Linked DNA regions of Homo sapiens: region 1 is linked to region 2. A link is a loop called in an ENCODE intact Hi-C map of the cell type or tissue named here. Cell type or tissue: Caco-2. All regions are shown on one strand. Each heading gives the region's core, and the rest is flanking DNA. Links, peaks and the distances in the headings are about the cores only.

Region 1 (10,608 bases), core at 1,612-9,611, 52 kb after region 2:
TTTTTGAATGTTCTAATTTAACTTGAGCATGTGGACATTACATAGCCCACGAAGCAAGTTTCCGAACTTAAAAACAACAAGAAAATAAGTATGTGCTAGCCTCCAAAATGCGTGTATTTAAAAAAAGAGTCAAGATTATATGTATTGGAATTGATCTGGCCGTCTGCAGGAAATGGTGATCAGGCCCTGGAGTCAGCCTCAGAGGCTCAGATCACAGCTCTTCTGAGAGGTGACTTTGGGCCAGTTACAAAGTCCATGTGAGCCTCAGTTTCCTCTCTGTAAAATGAAGTGATAGGAATGATAATAATGGTATTTCAGTAGTATTTCTAAATCCTACTGCCTTAATTCTGTGTGTTCATGGTGGGAGGGGAGGTGGTGATAGCAACCATATCAGAATTCTTCACTGGCGAAAGAAGCAACAGCAGCCTGTAATAACAGCTTCTTAAATAATACTCCTTTCTAGTTCTGATGGGCATATGGGAACTATTTCTTTTTCATGACTCACTGGTGACCAGTGATGAATTTTTTTTGTAGTGGTGGTCTGTGGACACTTCCAAAACTGTTGTGTGAAATCGAGTTCAAAACCAACCTATTCTGGCATTCTTACACATTGAATATCATGAAAACACATAAAAGTTCATTTTTTTTGTTCTTCACTACTTGCTCTGCTCTCTTTGATGTGAGAGTCACACATATAAGTTTCTGCTGCTATAGCAGGTGATGAGCCTCATACTGAAAAATATGAAAACAAAAACAAGACTCTTGAGGTAGTCACCATTCCTAGGTGGTCCAAGCTACAGCCCCTGGGGACAGATTTCAGAGTGTTCACAAAGATAACAAGGGACTTAAAATTGCTTAGAAGGCTTATGAATCCAGGGCACAGTCACTATTTGCTTGGCTGAATTCTATTGCCAATGTTTATATTGCCAATGTTTATATTGCTTTTGTAAAATAGTCATGACAAGTCCTCATTAACTAAGATTGTGGGTTGAATTGGCATTCGTCAGCCCAGAATATTGGATTGGGACTCAGGAGCCTTGGAGGCTATCTCAGATCTTCCATTGACTTACTTCAGGCTTGTGGCATGGTCTTTGTGATTTCAGTCATGTATAAAGTGAGAATATTTATTAATGGATACTCCCCCCACCAAGTGTTCAGGGTTTATAAAGGATTCTTTCTCAACACACACACACACACACACGTGCACGCACACACACAATTTTTTTTTATGCATTAGAAGTAGATATATTACAGAGTTATTATAATTGTGTCTGGAGAAGAACATGTCTCCAGAAGACATTTAAGGGATGGCATCCCTGGGACTGGGACCTGGGCCTGCTCTCTAGGCAAGGAAGGTGCAAGGAGTTGATCTGGCTGTCTGCAGAGAATGGTGATCAGCACCTGGAGTCAGCCTCAGAGATTCAGATCAGAGCTCTCCTGCTAGGTGACTTTGGGCAAGTTACAAAATCTGTGTCAGCCCCAATTTCCACCCTGTAAAATGAAGTGACAGGAATGATAATAACAGTATTTCAGGGGGTTGTTATGACAAAAATGATACAATGATACACGCAGACATCCAGCACAGAGCCTGGCATGCAAACTGCTGTAGGCTTTGTAAAGGACCCTCTTCCCCCTCTTCCCCCTCTTCCCTTTCTGAATTCTAACTAAACTGGGAGAGAAGAAAAATGAATTGGCAGATGGCAGTCAAATTTTTGTCTGTATTATTTTTGATATCTAAGATTTAATCAGTGTTATTGCTGAAAAACAGACATAGTTTAGTCTGAGAGCCAAATGGGCTCACAAAGTCCAAACCCCAGAATTAGATAGACATAATCATCCACTTACAAGCCCTGGTGGACCCAGACAGATCTCTTCATGTGGAAGTTACAGCTTGTGTTCTTTATGGGCAGGCCGGTTCCCAAAGAGGGGAGAAGGAGGAGCTAAGCAAGACTTTGGAGGTGGGCCTGAACATTTTCATTTTAAGACAGCTATGTACTTCCAGTGCACATATTCAGGTTAGGACCTACTACTGTGGGCATATTACATATTTTGCAGTGCTCTGTGCCTTTGGATGTGCCGTAGCCACTGCCTAGAGTGGCTTGCCTTCTATCTGTCCCTTCTTCACTAGTAAAAAAATTCTACTAATCCTCCAACCTTAAACTTGGGGATATCCTTTGTGAAATCTTCCTCTTTATTCTCATTCACCCAATGCAAAGTTGCCCAGTCCTTTCTGTGGGCTACTACTCTACTGTAGACTTAGCTATTTCATAGAACTTACTCTCTATTGAAATTATTTGATAACTAGGCTGTGAACATTTTAATAAAAGTTTATTCACCTGTATACATTTGTCAATGTTTAGAAGAAGATCTGAAAGTAATTACACCAAATTCATAAGCAATCATAACTCTGAGGAGAGGGATTTGGGCAGAGGAGAGAATATTGTTTAACTTTTGTTAATATATGCTCATTTTACCTCTATATTGTTTTGATTTTGTAATAATCAAAAAGAGGAGGCCGAGTATGGTGGCTCACACCTGTAATCCCAGCACTTTGGGAACTTTAGGTGGGCAGATCATTTGAGCCCAGAAGCTCAAGACCAACATGGAGAAACCCTGTCTCTACAGAAAATACAAAAGTTAACCAGGCGTGGTGGCACATGCCTGTGGCCACAGCTACTGGGGAGGCTGAGGTGGGAGGATCACTTGAGCCCAGGAGGTGGAGGCTGCAATGAGCCATGGTTGTGCCACCTCTGCATTTCCGCCTGGGAGGGCCTCTACATGTCATCTTGGTCACCATCCCAATTTTGGACAGTGTTCTGCCCTCTCACATCCCATTGTCTCCCCATACTCTTTCATTGTTTTTCTTTCCTAAGTCCCCAGATGATCAGAGGTATGATTAGATGTTAGGGAAGGGACAGTATTCGCTTTCCTCATTCTCAGACTTGTCTTGGAGCCATGAGTAGGAACAGGTATCATCTTTTCCAAATACATTTTTATGGAACTGTTATAAACCTGAACTGATAAAAAGAAGAAAGCCATTACTTGTTTTCCTCCTCTAACCCTATCTATCTTTTCTTATACAGGTAAACTACGAACTGGGAGTTCTGAAGAATGGGTAAAGACTTTCGTTACTATTTCCAGCATCCCTGGTCTCGCATGATTGTGGCTTACTTGGTGATCTTCTTTAACTTCTTAATATTTGCGGAGGACCCAGTTTCTCATAGCCAAACAGAAGCCAATGTTATTGTTGTTGGAAACTGTTTTTCATTTGTTACAAATAAATACCCTAGAGGAGTTGGCTGGAGGATTTTGAAGGTGCTTCTATGGCTACTTGCCATTCTCACAGGACTAATAGCTGGCAAATTTCTGTTCCATCAGCGTTTGTTTGGTAAGTACCATGACCCATGAAATGTAATATCACTAATTATTTAATTTCTATTCTCCAAGATACAACTTTGCTATTTCTAAGTGCCAATGTAGGAGGCATTTTAGTTTGTCCTCCTGCCTTAAGTTGTTATGCATGGTTGTAACTGGGTTCTTCAACTACTCTCTGTTAATGGTTTACTTTTCCTACTGTCTAAGGAAAATTAGCACGAGGTAAAATTAGTACCAAACTTCATTAAAAAAAAATAGCATTAGGCCAGGTGTGGTGGCTCACGCCAGTAATCCCACCAATTTGGGAGGCCAAGGTGGGCAGATCACTTGAGGTCAGAAGTTTGAGATCAGCCTGGCGAACATGGTGAAACCTCATCTCTACTAAAAATACAAAAAATAGCCAGGCGTGGTGGCACATGTTTGTAATCCCAGCTACTTGAGAGGCTGAGGTGGGAGAATCGCTTGAACCTGGGAGGCGGAGGTTGCAGTGAGCCAAGATTGCACCGCTGCACTACAGCCTGGGTGACACAGCGCGACTCCATCTCAAAAAAAAAAAAAAAAAAAAAAAGAGCATTAGAGATAAAATGAATATATACCTAGTCATTTTTTAAAAACTTTTTTTATTTTTAAAATTTTTTTTATTATACTTTAAGTTCTAGGGTACAGGTGCACAATGTGCAGGTTTGTTACATAGGTATACATGTGCCATGTTGGTTTGCTGCACCCGTTAACTCAACATTTACATTAGGTATTTCTCCTAATGCTATCCCTCCCCCCTCCCCCAACCCCATGACAGGGCCTGGGGTATGATGTTCCCCACCCTGTGTCCAAGTGTTGTCATTGTTCAGCTCCCACCTATGAGCAAGAACATGTGGTGTTTGGTTTTCTTTCCTTGTGATAGTTTGCTCAGAATGATGGTTTCCAGCTGCATCCATGTCCCTGCAAAGGACATGAACTCATCTTTTCTTATGGCTACATAGTATTCCATGGTGATATATACGTAATCTTATTTAGAGAAGATATGAACATGAAAATAGCTTTTCCCCTCATAAATAGTACCAAAGTGTTGTAGAGAGTTTATAAATCATAAAAAAATGCCTCCATATCACAGCACATTTTCATTAAATATATTTTACACATATTGTTCATTCAGGGAGTTGGAACTATAAACTTTTACTCTCTCTCTCTTTTTTTTTTGAACATTGGCTTTAGGATGTTTATTTTGAGCCTATCCAACCAAAGAATAGTATATTAGTAAGGGATCTCTTGATAATGACAGAAGAAGAGACTAAATTAGTTTAAGTTAAAAAGGTAACTTACTATAAGGATGTTAGGATATTTCAGAGACTGAGGGTAGAATGAAGTGACAGGGACATTGGGACATTGGGATAAATGAAACCAAGGGTTTGACATCTGTTATGATGCGTTTGTCTCTCTCTATAATATCTGCTTTATTCTCCTTTTACACTGAAAATGAATTTTTATTACCTAGAGAGACTGGGTTGACTTTCCTGGTCTCAAGTTTAAACTCTCAGGGAAGAGTGTGAAGTTGTCTCAGGGTTTGGTTCCCACCTCTGAACTAACCGATTTTTGCCTAGAGGTAGGTGGTATTTATTCAATAGATGTTCATCGCTTATTACATGCCAGACACAATTCTAGACAGTGAATCAAGCAGGCAAGGTCTTTGCCTTCATAAAAACTTACTTCCTACAGGAGAGAGAAAGACTAAACAAATAAATGTATACTCTGTATGCAATGGGGGAAAAGAAAGTAGTTTTGAGTGCTGGGTCAATTAGGAAGAGAATGTAATAATAGAGCTTTGGACTTAGCAGTGATAAGATAAATAGGTGACTTACTGAAGGTATTTTTGGTCTAGAGTTTGGGTTAGAAACCATGGCAATGTTTTAAGGAATAAATAAATAAATAACTATCCGTACACACACACATACACGTAGTATTATGTATGTATTTTTCTCTGTTCCTCAAATTATTGCCATCTGTTTCTATTATATAAATATATAAGATGTACATATTTTATATCGTCTTGTGCCTATATGTATACAATGCACACATATGTATAGATGCACATAGTTTCTAGACATTTGGTGAGAAACTAGAAGAAAGAAATGGAGAAGTGCTAAAAATGGAAGAAGGGCCAAGGGAAAATTTTGTTGTTGGTGGTGGGGCAGATAGTTTTATTTGGGGGATAAGATTAATTGACCTGCTGATATTTGTGGGAGAAGGAGCTAGATTAAAGTGGAGATAAAAAGATATAGATGAAAGATAGCATCTCTGAAGGTTTCTGTGGTCTGGGACTTAAGACACAGGTAGAAATGGTGGCTTAGAGAGGACAAGAGGAGAGACCCTGGTTTCTCAAATATAGGCATGGGTGAGATAAAGATTGGTACTATATTAGGTATTTTTGAGGTATAGAAACAGGAAGGTGAATATTCTTCTCTCTGTTGAACCTGATAACCTGATATCTCTTTAACCTGATAACCTCTGTTTTACTGTGAAAAAGAAGATCCCATGATAAAGATGGAGGGGCTTGATGATGCAATGGGTTTAAGGAAGTGGTCAAGGTTTGGAACAGTGGCCCTAGGGAGTTGGGAAGTGAACTGACTCAGAACAAATGAAAGGGTTGCTGATTATCATGAAGATTGTTAGCCACTATAAATTTGAATGATACCAATCTGGATTGTTGAGCAGTGTTCTTTTTGAGAGCTCAGTCATCCAGAAGAGAATTTCAGCATGATTCATCTGGGTGGGGACTGCTCAGGCTTGCTGTATTGGAAACAAAGGATGGAAAATAAATGGAGAGTTCTAGTAAAAGCATTATTCATTTGATTGACAGGGGGTTGTGGTTGGACATGGAAAACAGGTGAGGGAGATGATGGTCTGGTATTGGGGGAACCTGCCCCCAATATTTTAACATAGGTTCTATTTTCCATAAGTGTTGGCCGGCTGAGAAATAAAGAGAGACAGTATAAAGAGAGGAATTTTACAGCTGGGCCGCCAGGGGTGACATCACATATCAGTAGGACTGTGATGCCCGCCTGAGTCTCAGACCAGCAAGTTTTTATTAAGGGTTTCAAAAGGGGCGGGGGTGTAAGAACAGAGAGTAGGTACAAAGATCACATGCTTCAAAGAGCAAAAAGCAGAAGCACTGATAAGGGTCTAACAAAGGTCACATGGCAAAGGGCAAAAGCAGAACCACTGATAAGGGTCCAACAAAGATCACAGGGCAAAGGGCAAAAGCAGAACCACTGATAAGGGTCTATGTTCAGCAGTGCATGTATTGTCTTGATAAACATCTTAAACAACAGAAAACAGCATTTGAGAGTAGAGAACCGGTCTGACCACAAATTTACCAGGGTTGAGTTTCCTCAACCCTAGTAAGCCTGAGGGTTCTTCAGGAGACCAGGGCTTATCTCAGTCCTTATCTCAACTGCACAAGACAGACATTCCCAGAGCTGCCGTTTATAGACCTCCCCCCAGAAATGCATTCTTTTCCCAGGGTATTAATATTAATATTCCTTGCTAGGAAAAGCATTTAACGATATGTTTCCTACTTGCATGTCCGTTTATAGGCTCTCTGCAAGAAGAAAATATGGCTCTTTTTGCCCGACCCCTCAGGCAGTCAGACCTTATGGTTGTCTTCCCTTGTTCCATAAAAATCACTATTATTCTGTTCTTTTTCAAGGTGCACTAATTTCATATTGTTCAAACACACATGTTTCACAATCAATTTGTACAGTTAACGCAATGATCACAGTGGTCCTGAGGTGACATACATCCTCAGCTTACGAAGATAACAGGATTAAGAGATTAAAGACGGGCATAAGAATTATAAAAGTATTATTTGAGAACTGATAAATGTCCATATTAAGATGAAATCTTTACAATTTATGTTCCTCTGCCGCAGCTTTAGCCCGTCCCTCTGTTCGGAGTCCCTGACTTCCTGTAACAGTCTGGGAGGAGTGGGCAGGGGCCTAAAGATTTGGATGAAACTCAACAGCTGAGATGGGAGTAAGAAAGGGGAAAGGATTTGTGGGTGTGGTCACATGACATGTTGTAACAGAAGTAAACCATTCTTTAGTAGTGATTCCCAAGTAGGGTGTGGTCTTTAGAGAGTGAGTCCTAAAGTGGAGTGGAGAGATGGCTCATTGACACAGAGAATATTTAGGAACTCAGTTGGATCATCCACCAAACATTAAACAAGCATCATGTCCTACATAGTAATTATATGGATAGAAGAGGATAAGGGTGGATAGCGAATGGGAGTGGGTCATTTTCCAAAAATGGATGGAGAGTGCTGGGGAGACAAAACAGTAGATACCTGTTACAAGCAATGGCTGGATGTATTTGGATCCCATTCAAGAAATTTTCTCAGCATAGGAAGCTAAGGCAAATTTAGACCAAAATATCCAGTTTGGAGAAAAGTCATCTGTCTATATTGAAGATTGATTGAGAATCACACCATTAAGCTAATGGTATTAATTATAAACAGGACATTTGGTTTTGTAATTGCAACATTTTGTTAAATTATTCTGTTGCAAACTTTTATCTCTTATACTAAAATCACATTTCAGTTATGGCTTAGATTTTAATTCTCCTGGTGGTATAAGTAATCAGCCCTGAAAAAGCACTTTCGATTTCAAGTGATTTATTGAGTACAAATTATTTTAAAATAATGCAAGTGAATTCTCTCTCTCTTTTTTTTTTACTTACAGTAGAAAAGATTATATGATGTAGTCAGCTTTATTTCTTCTATTTGGCAGTTTCTCCTTTTTTTCTTACTAAAAACCTATGAAATTATATGGAATATTAGAGAAGGAATCATAACCTTCTGTAAATCTTGGTGAGGACTCTTGATTTAATTTCCTGATGAACTCCGAACTTGTCACCTCTCATTCTCTGATCCAATTTCCTAATAAACTTTGAACTTGTCTTCTTCTTCTGTCTCTGCTCATGGCAGTTGATTCTTCATTACTTCATGAACTATTAATCATTTCCTCCTAATAGTTATCTGCTCCTCTTGTTCATTATGGATTTTGCTAGTGGAATTATTTTTTTCATATTGCTAAATGGCTTCTACCACTGTTCTGTGGTGAGCAGGTCTGTGCAAACCTATCCCCAAAGACTGAGGAGCTGAGAGGCTGAAGAAAGAGGCTGACACATCCGTTTTCACAGGAAACAACATTTAATAGGGCCTTACTAACAGAAGCCATGTCTCGGTACCTGTGAGATGATGGATCCTTGCCCTGTTATCCTCCAGACGCAGGGCTTATACACCATGGGGAATTTGCCTAAGGGAAGGATTCATGGTAAGTAAAAATCTTAGAGGCCTTCTCAGAACTAGGGTTGATCAGAAGTCAACATGATGGATTAGCATTTAAGATGGAGTTACTTTGACCTGCAGAACCACCAACAGAATAAAAGCTAAACTCCTTTGATTGATATCCGAAGCTATTTATGATCTACTTCTTCCTCACTCCAAACCTGATCTTTCACATTCCACATACTGCAGGGAAATATTTGCTGGTTCTCAAACTTGCCATGTTATCTCATGTCCCAGTGTTTTTTTGCGTATGTGCTCTCCCATGCCCATTATGCTCCTCTCTGCTTTGTCACCTTGGCTAGTTTTCCATTTTCCTTCAAATCTCAGTTCAAGCATTATCTCCTCTGTGACACTTTCTCTGACTCCCTCCCGTAAGACTTCAGTTGTCTTCTCTTCAGCTCCTGCTTGTGACTACTTGTACCAAAGAGTCACAGCCATGCAATGATAGGGAAAATAATTAAAAATTTAATGCAAACATTAATGTTCTTATTGGCTTGGTATATGATAAATGTTTCTGCCCTGGTTCCCAAATAATTAGCATTTATTCATTATTCATTTTTAAAAGGACATATTTAACAATTTGTACATGCAAACTTCTGATAGGTGATGATGATGGTGATGATGATGATGATGATGATGTTGTGTGTATGTTGGGAGGAATGGGATTGCTAATGACGAGCACAGAAATTTTTGTTACAGAAATATTGGAATGCCTTACAAAAATGATCAGAATCATTTCTTGAGATCAACTAAACAGCTTCTTTTTTTTATATAATTCTCTAATAAGATACCAAACACAGATATTATATAGAATGCCACTATCCCTTTCATTTAATCAACTTGTAAGTCTTCCTTCATTTATTTTGTTATGGGAAGTCTCTTCTTAGTAGATTCCAGAAGGACAATACAGTATTGCCAATTTAAGGGATGTGTGAGAAAGAGTGAATGATTCTGTGAGCACATGATTTAATATACTTCATTGGTTATAAATTTAATTTTTCTGTGAGACATAAATGTTATGATTTTGTGACTCTTTAGGTAATAACATAATTCAGGAGCAATTCTGAAATCAGAATTGATATGTTTAGAATTTTTTTTAGTTTAAAATGGAATCTTTGGGTATTAGGATTTATAAAAGTTAAATTCCATTGGAATGTCAGTTTATACTCTTCCAGTACCTCTCTCTCTCATTTGCTTGGATGATTCTAGTTTTTTTTTAAAATGTGTTTTAATAATGCATCCTAGCTTTTGGGGGGATTATACTTTAGACATATCCATGAATAGAGACATCCAAAATTCTTATGCCTACAATTAGGACTTATATTCAAGGAGAATTTAATTTCTTGAGCTTATTCAAGAAATAATTTTTATTCCAAAAAGGAATTGAAATTATTTGCAACATACATGCATAATACAGTAGAAGTAGAAAATCAGGACCACGGAAAAGGCAGAATCAAATTTGTTTTGATTTCATGGGTTTCAAAACCTTGCTTGGTTTTGAGCTTCCTCAGAGCTGAGCACAAGGGGAAACTACATCACTGTCGTTATCAGCAGTGATGAAAATTGTAAGTTCAACAGAGGTCTTTTTCTTTGCACCAAATTGTAGAACTTCCTTGCTATAAATTTTGGTAAAGCATTTCTTTTTTCTTGTGCTTGGTACAAGAGATGCTGAATGGTGAAGTGGCAAATGCAGAAATGGATTTCATATTCTTGTGTCTTAAAGCAAACGTTCATCAAAGTGTAGAGTATAACATTTAACCAGCTGGGCGCGGTGGCTCACGTCTGTAATCCCAGCACTTTGGGAGGCCGAGATGGGCTGATCACGAGGTCAAGAGATCAAGACCATCCTGGCCAACATGGTGAAACCCTGTCTGTACTAAGAATACAAAAAC
Region 2 (10,608 bases), core at 1,457-9,456:
TACAATGTAGGTTCTATTCTTTTACTTCTTGAGGAAATTTTGAGACCCCCAATGATTAAATAACTTCTTTCCCTTGTTCATTGTATTAGACTGCAATTCTCCACTCATTATATTTGATGCCTTTTGCAATATGGCTTTGTAATTTTTCCCATCAGGAAGTAAAGTCTATTTCCTCAACCATTAAATCTGGGCTGGCCTTGTAACTTGCTTACAGAAAAAGTGATGGTCAGTTCCAAGCCCAGGTCTCAAAAGCACTAATGCACTACTTCTCTCATTTGGAACCCTGCCACTGACATGAGAACAAGCCAAGGGTAACATGCTGCTGATGACAGACCATGCAAAACAGAGACAAGGCATCTCAGATGAGGTCATCCTTAATCAGCCCACCTGCCAGCTGATCACAAACATACATGAGACATGAGAGGTCAGCCAACTGTAGATTTGTGAGGGAGGGTAGCTGTTGTTTTAAACTGCTACTTTTTTTTTTTTTTTTTTTTTTTTGGAGAGTCTCACTTGGTCACTCATGCTGGAGTGCAGCAGTGTGATCATGGCTTACTGCTGCCTTGATCTCTCAGGCTCAAGTGATCCTCCTGCCTCAGCACCTTGAGTAGTTGGAGTACAGGTGTGTGCTACTGTGCCCAGCTAATTTTTTTTTTTTAATTTTCTGTAGAGACAGGATCTCACTCTGTTGCTGAGGCTGGTCTTGAACTTCTGGATTCAAGCAATTCTCCTGCCTCAGCTTCCCAAAGTGTGAGATTAGAGGTATAAGCTACCATGAAAATCACATCTGGGGGCTAGTTTGTGATGCATTAGTACGGTATGGTTTGTTATTCGTTAGTATGAAGATTACAGGTATAAGCTACCATGAAAATCACATTGAAAATCACCTAGTTTGTGATGCATTAGTATGGTATGGTTTGTTATTCGTTAGTATGAAGATTACAGGTATAAGCTACCATGAAAATCACATTGAAAATCACCTAGTTTGTGATGCATTAGTATGGTATGGTTTGTTATTCGTTAGTATGAAGATTACAGGTATAAGCTACCATGAAAATCACATTGAAAATCACCTAGTTTGTGATGCATTAGTATGGTATGGTTTGTTATTCGTTAGTATGAAGATTACAGGTATAAGCTACCATGAAAATCACATTGAAAATCACCTAGTTTGTGATGCATTAGTGTGGTATGGTTTGTTATTCGTTAGTATGAAGATTACAGGTATAAGCTACCATGAAAATCACATTGAAAATCACCTAGTTTGTGATGCATTAGTATGGTATGGTTTGTTATTCGTTAGTATGAAGATTACAGGTATAAGCTACCATGAAAATCACATTGAAAATCACCTAGTTTGTGATGCATTAGTATGGTATGGTTTGTTATTCGTTAGTATGAAGATTACAGGTATAAGCTACCATGAAGATCACATTGAAAATCACCTAGTTTGTGATGCATTAGTATGGTATGGTTTGTTATTCGTTAGTATGAAGATTACAGGTATAAGCTACCATGAAGATCACATTGAAAATCACCTAGTTTGTGATGCATTAGTATGACTAAATCATGATTTAGTCATGTAGCCAGTAAGTGGCAGTCAGAAACACACACACACACACAAGGATGTGGCCCAGTTTGTCTTATTATAAATACAGCTTGGTAATAGAAAACTAAGAAATGCAATCTAACCCCTGTTCATGGCTTGCCTCTTTCCCATTAACCATCCAGAGTTCACTAAGAAACTACAGCCTGGCTGAATCCTAGCAAATGAGGGTGGTAGTGCAGCAGCACTGACAGTTGAGTAGGCTGGTATCAATCTTTTTGGAGCACAGAATCAGCTGAATGAAGATCCCTACTGGAAGGCATTTGATGCTCAGGAATGGGTCAGTACTGCCATTTTGTGTGGTAGAACCCATGGCTTTCGCAGGGCAAGAGATTTTGCCAGTGCTAGTGAGTTTTCCTGTGGCCAGAAAGAAAATGATGGAGGCCAGATCCTCTGGTGACCTACCACTGCTGGCATGTGCTCCTTTCACAGCTGTTCTTCAAGGAAAGGCAAATTCATTTATTCATTCAATAAATTGAAAAATGCCCACTATATCATAGAAACTTCTAGGTGCTAAGGATGTAGCAGTGAATGAAACTAAGCTTCTTGTCCCCATTGAACTTGTATTTTAGTGGAAGAGACAATATGGGCACAGATATAGAATACCTAAGTGCCATGAGGAGGAATAAAGCAGGATTAAGGTGAGAGGAACAAGGAGTACAATCAGATTGGGAAATTAGGGGAGACTTCTCTAAGGAGATGACACTGACACCTGAGCAGAGACCTGTAAGTGAGGAAGGCATGTAGATACCGGGTTAGAGTGATCCAGCGTGGGGAACGCATTCAGTGCCCTTGAGGCTGTGCTTGGTCTACTAGAGGAACAGAGAGCTGTCAATGAACTGAAGCAGACTGACCAAGGAAGGTAGAGAGCCACGGGCAAATCATGTAGAAGCTACTGGGCAACAGTGAGACCTAAACTTTCTTCTATGAGATAGTGCCACTATCATAACTAGTACAGTGTAAAACTTCAGTTTGTTGGCTGAATTGGGGTGGGGGAGAGCTACAATTTATATGATTTAAGGTAAACTGTTCCCAGTCATGGCTAGCCATGAATCATTTGTAGAACTATTTGATTCCTGGACCCACCTACTGGGTCAAAATCTAGTATGAAGCCCAGAATTAGTATTTTATTTAAAAAAGAACATTCCAGGCCGGGTGCAGTGGCTCACACCTGTAATCCCCACACTTTGGGAGGCCGAGGTGGGTGGATCACGAGGTCAAGAGATCAAGATCATCCTGGCCAACATGGTGAAACCCCATCTCTACTAAAAATACAAAGATTAGCTGGGCGTGGTGGCGCACACCTGTAGTCCTAGCTACTGGCGAGGCTGAGGCAGGAGAATCACTTGAACCTGGGAGGTGGAGGTTGCAGTGAGCCAAGATTGCGCCACTGCATTCCAGCCTGGTGACAGAGCAAGATGCCATCTAAACAACAACAAAAATTCCATCCTGAAACTTATGGCTCTATTTGCAAAGAAAATGTGAAAGGATATACACCAAACTGTTTACAGTACGTACCTCAGGCACATTAGTACATTATTTTAGCTCTGAGTAGAAATGCCTTAGCTTAAATGTTTAAAAGTTTTAATAATGAGCCTTTTGTTTTTTGAGACAGTCTCGCACTGTCGCCCAGGCTGGAGTGCAGTGGCGCAATCTCGGCTCACTGCAAGCTCCGCCTCCCAGGTTCGCGCCATTCTCCTGCCCAGCCTGTAGCTGGGACTACAGGGGCCCGCCACCACACCCGGCTAATTTCTTGTATTTTTAGTAGAGACGGGGTTTCACTGTGTTAGCCAGGATGGTCTCGATCTCCTGACCTCCGCCTCGGCCTCCCAAAGTGCTGGGATTACAGGCGTGAGCCACCGTGCCCGGCCCAACGATGAGCCTTTCTAAAGCTATTTCAGCATCTTTTGTAAAACTGCTACCAAAGACATCCATCTTGTCACATCTCTAATAAAAAGGATTTGAAACCAAATCGCACACAGGAGTGCATTCAACATTTTTCACATGAATGAATACAGTGGCAAGTCTGAGTTTAGTGTCAAGTAAATCAGTACTGGGGTGCTTCTGTTACAGAAAATGAATAACTCATGGCATTTTTATTATTGCTACAACAGTGGCAAATTTTTAATCTAAGCACTCTATAGTCACAATTATTCTTGCCTAGGTTTAAAGCTACTTAAAATCCTTTTTGGACTTAGGCAGACTAATTAACAAATAAATGAATGGGATTCCTAACCTAACACCAGGTACTGAATTATGAAACATTACACAAACAATTAAAAAAACTATAGTAGAAAAACCAACAGAACATACACAACTTAAAGAGAAAAAATTTTTATTGTGATATAAAATGCACTTATAAAATGTCCACCAGAAGGCATGTAATTCTTCACTGCTATATAAATTTACTGGGAATATGTTATTCACCATCTAGGTATGATACTGCCAACTAAAACATACTGTAAACGATGAGTTATACTCTATAACAAATGCATCACTGATTTTCAGCAATCATTGGTTTAATAATAATTAGTTTAAGACTATAATCACATCTATATTCTGGAATGTCCATTTACTTTAATGTAGTGTAGTGGAATTTAGAGTATAATTGCACATAGATGGTACAGAAAAACATTCACTTCTAAATTATTTTATACCTTCATGACAGGTAGTCTTCCTGACTGAAAATAACAGCTTCAGCTATGGTCTGCTCCAGGATTCTTAATGCAATAATTTGGGTGTATGTGTGTCTGTCTACGTGTACACCCATGGAACAACTTATATCTTTAGTAAACAAGTGCAACATTATTGTCAGTTATTTTGCATGTTTAAATATTATAGTCTGATTATTTGTAAACAAACAAAACCCCAAATACTCTAAATTCTATTTTAAAAATCTGTCAACCCACAATTATTCTAATATGCTTTACTTACTCGAACACAAATTTCTGAAAGGTGCATATATTACCTTAGATAATAAGGTTTAGAAATGAGTGCTTCACACTATGAAATGTGCATTTCCGATAAGTGATTTATGCAGCATAAAGTTTAGATCAAGAAATTACAAATCCTGGATCCCCACAGTTCATTTAGAAAATGCCTCAAAGTTATGGCTCTTGCAGCAGGTTTAACAGATTAAACATTAAGTGTTCTAGCTCCCTCTATTTCAAGTATCAAAGAAATATGAGGCTCAAAATCTCTCTAGGTTGTAACTGATAATGCAAAGCATTAGAAAACAGTTAAATGTGTTTTGAAATACAGTATTAACTGAGATTATTAAGGTGTTTATCTACGTTAGCCTGTTAAGTACCAGGACTTTAAAGTAATTTTAAATCTGAGTATTTGCTCGGAAGTGATAAAGAACACAATTTGCCCATAAATGTATGGTTTTGGAGAAAAAAGTCAATCCTGATTTTTAAAACTCAACATTTTTTGTTTCCTTTTGAATGATATTAATTTAAATTTCAATCTGAACATAAATGTTTGGCCTCACAGAGCATTAGAAAGATAATTTACTAAGGCTGTTTAAAGTCTTTCAATGTCATCAGAAATCCTGCAGTATAGAAAATATCTGGTACCCTTAAAGTTTCAGAGTGAGCTGATCTGCAATTTTAATGCTATTAAAAAAAAGTCAAATATAAAAGACTGCTGCAATATAAAGCACTATTTCTAAAAGTTGCAGACATGATCCTACAGTCTGACAGAGCTAGCACAGCTACTCGGAGTAAGCAACTTGCGGCCTTTTCCAAGGCACACTAAGTTTCCAGCTTAGAAAATACTCTAGCCTGGTCCTTAACATATTCATTAAGTAATATGAATATTTTAAGGTCTTTCTGTCCCACAAGAAAGTAGTAAGTTTACCCTTTGAGACATCAGACTTTCTAGAACTGGCCCAACTGTATAAAATTTTAAGAAGTATTTGAAGTGTGGAATCAACGCTATGAAAACAGTGTGACAAAATTAAACATTATGTTGAACCCTTTTCTAGCTTTAACTCAAAAATAGAAATCATGAGTCTTCTATAACATTAATTTTAAAAACACACAGAAGTGAAAAGTGCTATTTTCCAAAAAGTACAATTTTTTTCCCTACTTTATATCAACATGGAATGATTTCAGTTCTCCTGTACTAAAAGCTGGACTTTTAAAAAACTAGTATTACAATGTTTAATGTGATGACTTTAATCAGTAGTAGCTTCAGTTTCCGCTGGGCCCCTAATTAGTCTTCGAATTCCTCTTTTTCCTGCAGGACCTTTTGGTTTTGCAAAACTTTGCTTGTGTGCATGCTGCTTGGGATGTACTTCTTCATAAAGGAAGTCTGCAGTCAACTCATCCCCATTGTCTATCTCGATCTGTAAAAGATAAAATTAGAAGCACAACATTCAAAACCTAATACAAGCAACAAGCTGGTTTTCAGGTATATGAATGCTCACAAATAATACCCTTTCCAGTAAGGCAGAATCAAGGACCATATGTAAACAGTTTCACTTTCTTCTTTTGGGGGAAGGGGCTAAATGAGTTACTTGAATATATAATCAGCTACATTCACTTCCTTCTTGGTTCTTTCTTAGTGCTCCAGTTTAAATAATGTTTAAAAGTAGAAGCCACCACTACATTCTCAAGTTGCTATGATACACTATTTATTCAAGGAACATTTACTCATGACCCTTTCATCACTTGGGTCACTTGAAAGCCCTCTACAAGAGAGGTAAACAAACCATGGCCCGAAGGCCAAATCTTGCCCAAGGTAAGATTGTTTTACATTTTTTAAGGGTTGTTAAACAACAATAAGAATATATGACAGAGATTATATGTGGCTTGGCAAAGCCTTTACTTACTATTTGGTCCTCTGTAGAAAGTCAGCTGATCCCTGCTATAGAAGGTGCTACCCATGATAAAGTGATTGATTCTTAGGAACTTAAAAAGCATGAAGGGTTCAGAACCTAAAAACACTGGTAGTTTTTAAGGACCTGTATTTTTATGAGTTTAAGGGCTCAAGAATATATATCTTTCCCCATGCCTTATCTGTACTTAAGAAAATTTAAGAAAATTGGTAGCTTAGTTCCCAAAATTCAAATGTTTATGCTTATTCCTTCCTTCCCCCAAACTGGAAAGACTCCCAACCATCCCATAATTCAGTCATAATGGAGACTGTAATTCCTTATTAATATGCAGTAGAAATAATCACAAGTATGCAGCTCTGGCAGCGCTGTCCAATAGGACTTTTTGCACTGATGGAAATGTCCTATAAATTCTGCACTAACCAATACGGTAGCCAGTAGCCACATTTAGCTAATGAGAATTTGACATAAGGCTAGTGGAATTAAGAAACAGAACTTTAAATCTTATTTAAAGTTAAATAGCCACATGTGGCTTACTAGGAAGTACAGATATATATAGAGATGGGGATCATGACAGGTAGTTCCCAGGCACTTAGAGGAGATCCTAAGGATTTAGGATGATAACAAGAAAAATAAATATTTTCATTTATAAATCACAGTACATCATAAACTACATAGAAATGAAAAGAAAAATTTAGCAAAAACTGAAGATTTTAAAATAGGTGGGCTACCTTTCTAATTACATCCATTTGTAGTTGTCTTTCTACAATTTCTAGCAGACGGCTCTTGCAGCTAGAATACAGCATCCGCTCTCTTATACTGCATGTGTATCCAGGCATTGAATAAATAAAAACTGTAAGTTCAAATAATAACAAATATAATTAGCATATCAATACATAAACTTCATAAAACTACATATATAAACTTCATAAAAACAAGTACAGAAACTTCATAAAACTACAGCTAAGCCCTCTGGGCAAGAAATAAGTAAGAATATAGGGCTGATACACCAATAAACAAACTGAAAGTAATGTGTTAAAAACAATGTATCATATACCTATGGACTCTAAATAGTCTCCTTCATGGGAATGTTTATACAGAAAGAAATGGTAACGAGCTGAATCCTTGGGAATCCTCTTTGGCAAATCTTTCAGTTCTGTATTTGTTGTGTTGGCCAAAATTATAATTTCATTTTTTATATCTATTTCCTGCCAATAAGAAACAAAATATGTTCATTAAAACCAGATATAAGGAAATTAAGTTAAAACATATAATAAAAAGACCAAGAGATAAAGGAGGAACTTAGTTCTGGATGGTTTGACTTTTTCACAATGAACATTTACAAAATGAATTTTAGAAATCAGAAAGCTATTTAAAATGTAAAATCCATTAATAATAAACCCTATATGAGTCATAAACTACCAAAAAGAGCAGCCACTTAATAATCATTATACATCTCTTACCAACTGCACATAGTTGAGCTGTCTATTATTCAATTTTTCCAAAGCCTGAAAGGCTTCTCGAGAAATGGGAAATGCTACTCCTTGTAGTGTTTGATGCTTAGTGTCCACACCCACGTCAGTCTGTACCTAAGTATGACAGATTTAATTTACAAGTTTAGCAGTTAGCAGTATCCTATGGCAAACATAAGAAAACCCAACCTCTATAAAATAGTATCATTCAACCCTAGCCCAACCTATAATTAAAATTATTTTTCACATTTGTTTACGGTCCTGCTAGCATTTTGTCAACATGCAGAGTGCATGACACATCTTTACGACAATGTTGGAAGTGAACATTTGAATGAGTGTACAGTTAGTGGGGTTTGGGTGGGTTTGTTTTTATGTTTGGTTTGGCACAATTTCTTTAGAGTGTCATCAGATTACACCACTGATTGTAAAATTTTACTTGATAGAATTTATAAACAACAATCTACATACAATATGTATAGAACTTTACTTTGTTCTGTTGGACAGAAAATGCAACACAAACATCATGCACTGAATTGAAAGGAGTACAAACAGTGTACAAAGACAACACAGCTCAACAAGTTATACTACTGCAGAAGTTCCAGACTTAAGAGATTTCTTTACTAAGAACATGGTGTGCATGTACTGGAAGAGGAGAAAGATAAGAAAGCATTCAATGCACATGTTTAAGATTTTTATACTTGATAAATGATAGCTAGTAGAGAGTCTCATTCGCAGTGTTGCAACAGAAAGTCCAATAGAAATTTTACTTTTAAAAAAATGAATGGAGATTCTACAGCATAAATGATATTGGTTAATGAAAACATCATAGAACATATGCGAATGCATACCCCAATATGATCCTCTGGGCTCTGATTGCAAGAAATAAAACAAACTATCAAACTCGTAAAAAAAAAAAAAAATCACATAAAAAGCCCTACTCAAATAATATGAATTAAAATAATATGATAGATCCTTGCTACCAGTTTAATATTAAATGATATTCAACCATTCTCCAGACTGATTCCTACTGTCTGTGACTCAGGCTAATGAACAGTGGTTTCAGCTAATGAATAGTGGTTTCAGCCACTTGTTCTTTTCTGTAAAGTCCCAGTAGAAATACAGTAGTTATTCCAGTATGTTAGAATGGCTGTAGAAAACACATTAAAAATAATGATAAACTACAAAATAATATGGCTGAAATTTATTGACTCTAATATGCTCAACAGGTACTCAAATAATAATCTTCCATATATATCTCTATTCAAGTAGAGTTCATAGAAGTTAATTTGTAGACTCTCTAGAAAGCCAACAAAACAATAATCTGCTTCAGGCAACCTTATTAGATACATTCTTTGCACTAAATGGGTAACACACACTTTTTCTCTATATAATATTCAAAGTACAAAGTTCACAACAGTTGTACTTCAAAAGGAAGATTTACTATTCTGACATGAAGATTATAGGAAAAGCTATTTATAAAATGCATATAAAGTTTAATATTCATTTTAACTTTTTTTTTCTGAAAAGGCATTAAGCACATAGCCTTATCTCTAAACTAAACGGAATAAACCTAAGCTACCTAACTTCTTTAATCTCTAGTTATCCTCCCACATCTATTAATTAAAAATACAGTATTTTCAAACACTTAAAATCTTGCAAAGACTTTGTAGTTGTAACTTACCTCATTGATTTTAATCTGTCGTAGTTCTTCCTCAGCTGCAGTCAGTGGGGCAGGGGAAGATTGTGACAGCAAGTATTTTTTATATCCATGTAATGATACATCTTCCTGTAAGTACAGAATAGACTATAATCAGTAATTCTCTAGAAGTAAAATGACAGTGAAGTTACTTTAGGAAAAACAAAATCATTAACAGAAAAGATTTTAAATGAAAATAAATAGCATTATGAATTTTAATATCTTTTTACTTTTCTTTAATCCTCAATTTTAAGTTTCAAAACTTTTTAAGGGGAGTACCCACTGTTCATTTTATATGAAGCTTTATAATTACTAAATATTTTGTATGAGTTTCATACTGGCAAAGTGAAATACTGAACCTGGTCATCCTGTAAGTCTATAGGACAACTGTAATTAACCTTCTGGAGAAAACTGCCCAATGATTATCCAATAATCAACATATTCAGATTCTGAATACTATGTTATAATGCTTAATATAATTTCTTTGTAATTATTCATGGAAAATTATTATAGTTTTCATGTCAAAAGAAAAAAATACTACAAAGAGGTCTACCTATCATCAAAATTTTGTGGTTTAGAAGACTGAGACTCATGAAATTAAGAAACCAGCCCACTTCACAATTAATGGTGAAGAAGCAATATATTCCCATCTAGTCTTGTGCTCTATCCACTAGATTATATGACTTTCTGAATCAGAAAAGCTCTAAACAAACAAAAAAGTTCAAAAATATATTTCAGTGTTTCAATTTGTGTATATATGTGTAAATACATATATTTACCATATACTTTAGAAGAATCAGTATGTTTCAATATCACTTGTCAATGTCAAATAGATACAAATGAATAAACTCAAAGTTACATATTCATTACAGCTAACTTTAATATTATATGAAATACAGTATTTCTCTTATTCTCATGTTTTCAGATTATCCATCTGAATTCGTATCAATTACCCATTACCTAGGAGTTCCTCTTTAATCATTTTAATTGCAAC

The links. A loop is a pair of places that touch in the nucleus more often than their neighbours do. Peaks named below come from ENCODE experiments on the same cell type or tissue, not always from the same donor. Only the 100,000 strongest peaks of a DNase experiment are listed, where the experiment ranks them.
Region 1: a loop joins it to region 2, with 6 times the contacts of the local background. A loop is called at or near these places in 38 of 110 quality-filtered maps.

What each region holds. Positions count from the first base shown.
Region 1 is chr12:43,841,541-43,852,148 of GRCh38, forward strand. It overlaps TMEM117 (transmembrane protein 117), which reads left to right. Exons shown (of 8, transcript NM_032256.3): 2 at 3,084-3,388. The coding sequence starts at 3,112. Among named protein-coding and RNA genes, the nearest start is that of TMEM117, 11 kb to the left of the region's middle. In Caco-2, for the core only: a CTCF peak has its summit at 6,321; DNase peaks (open chromatin) are centred at 6,031, 6,631 and 7,371.
Region 2 is chr12:43,789,799-43,800,406 of GRCh38, forward strand. It overlaps TWF1 (twinfilin actin binding protein 1), which reads right to left. Exons shown (of 9, transcript NM_002822.5): 5 at 9,600-9,704; 6 at 7,910-8,035; 7 at 7,504-7,654; 8 at 7,178-7,299; 9 at 3,925-5,957. The coding sequence ends at 5,787. It also overlaps a transcript of TMEM117 not described here. Among named protein-coding and RNA genes, the nearest start is that of TWF1, 11 kb to the right of the region's middle. In Caco-2, for the core only: no CTCF peak of the experiment used is centred there; a DNase peak (open chromatin) is centred at 6,336.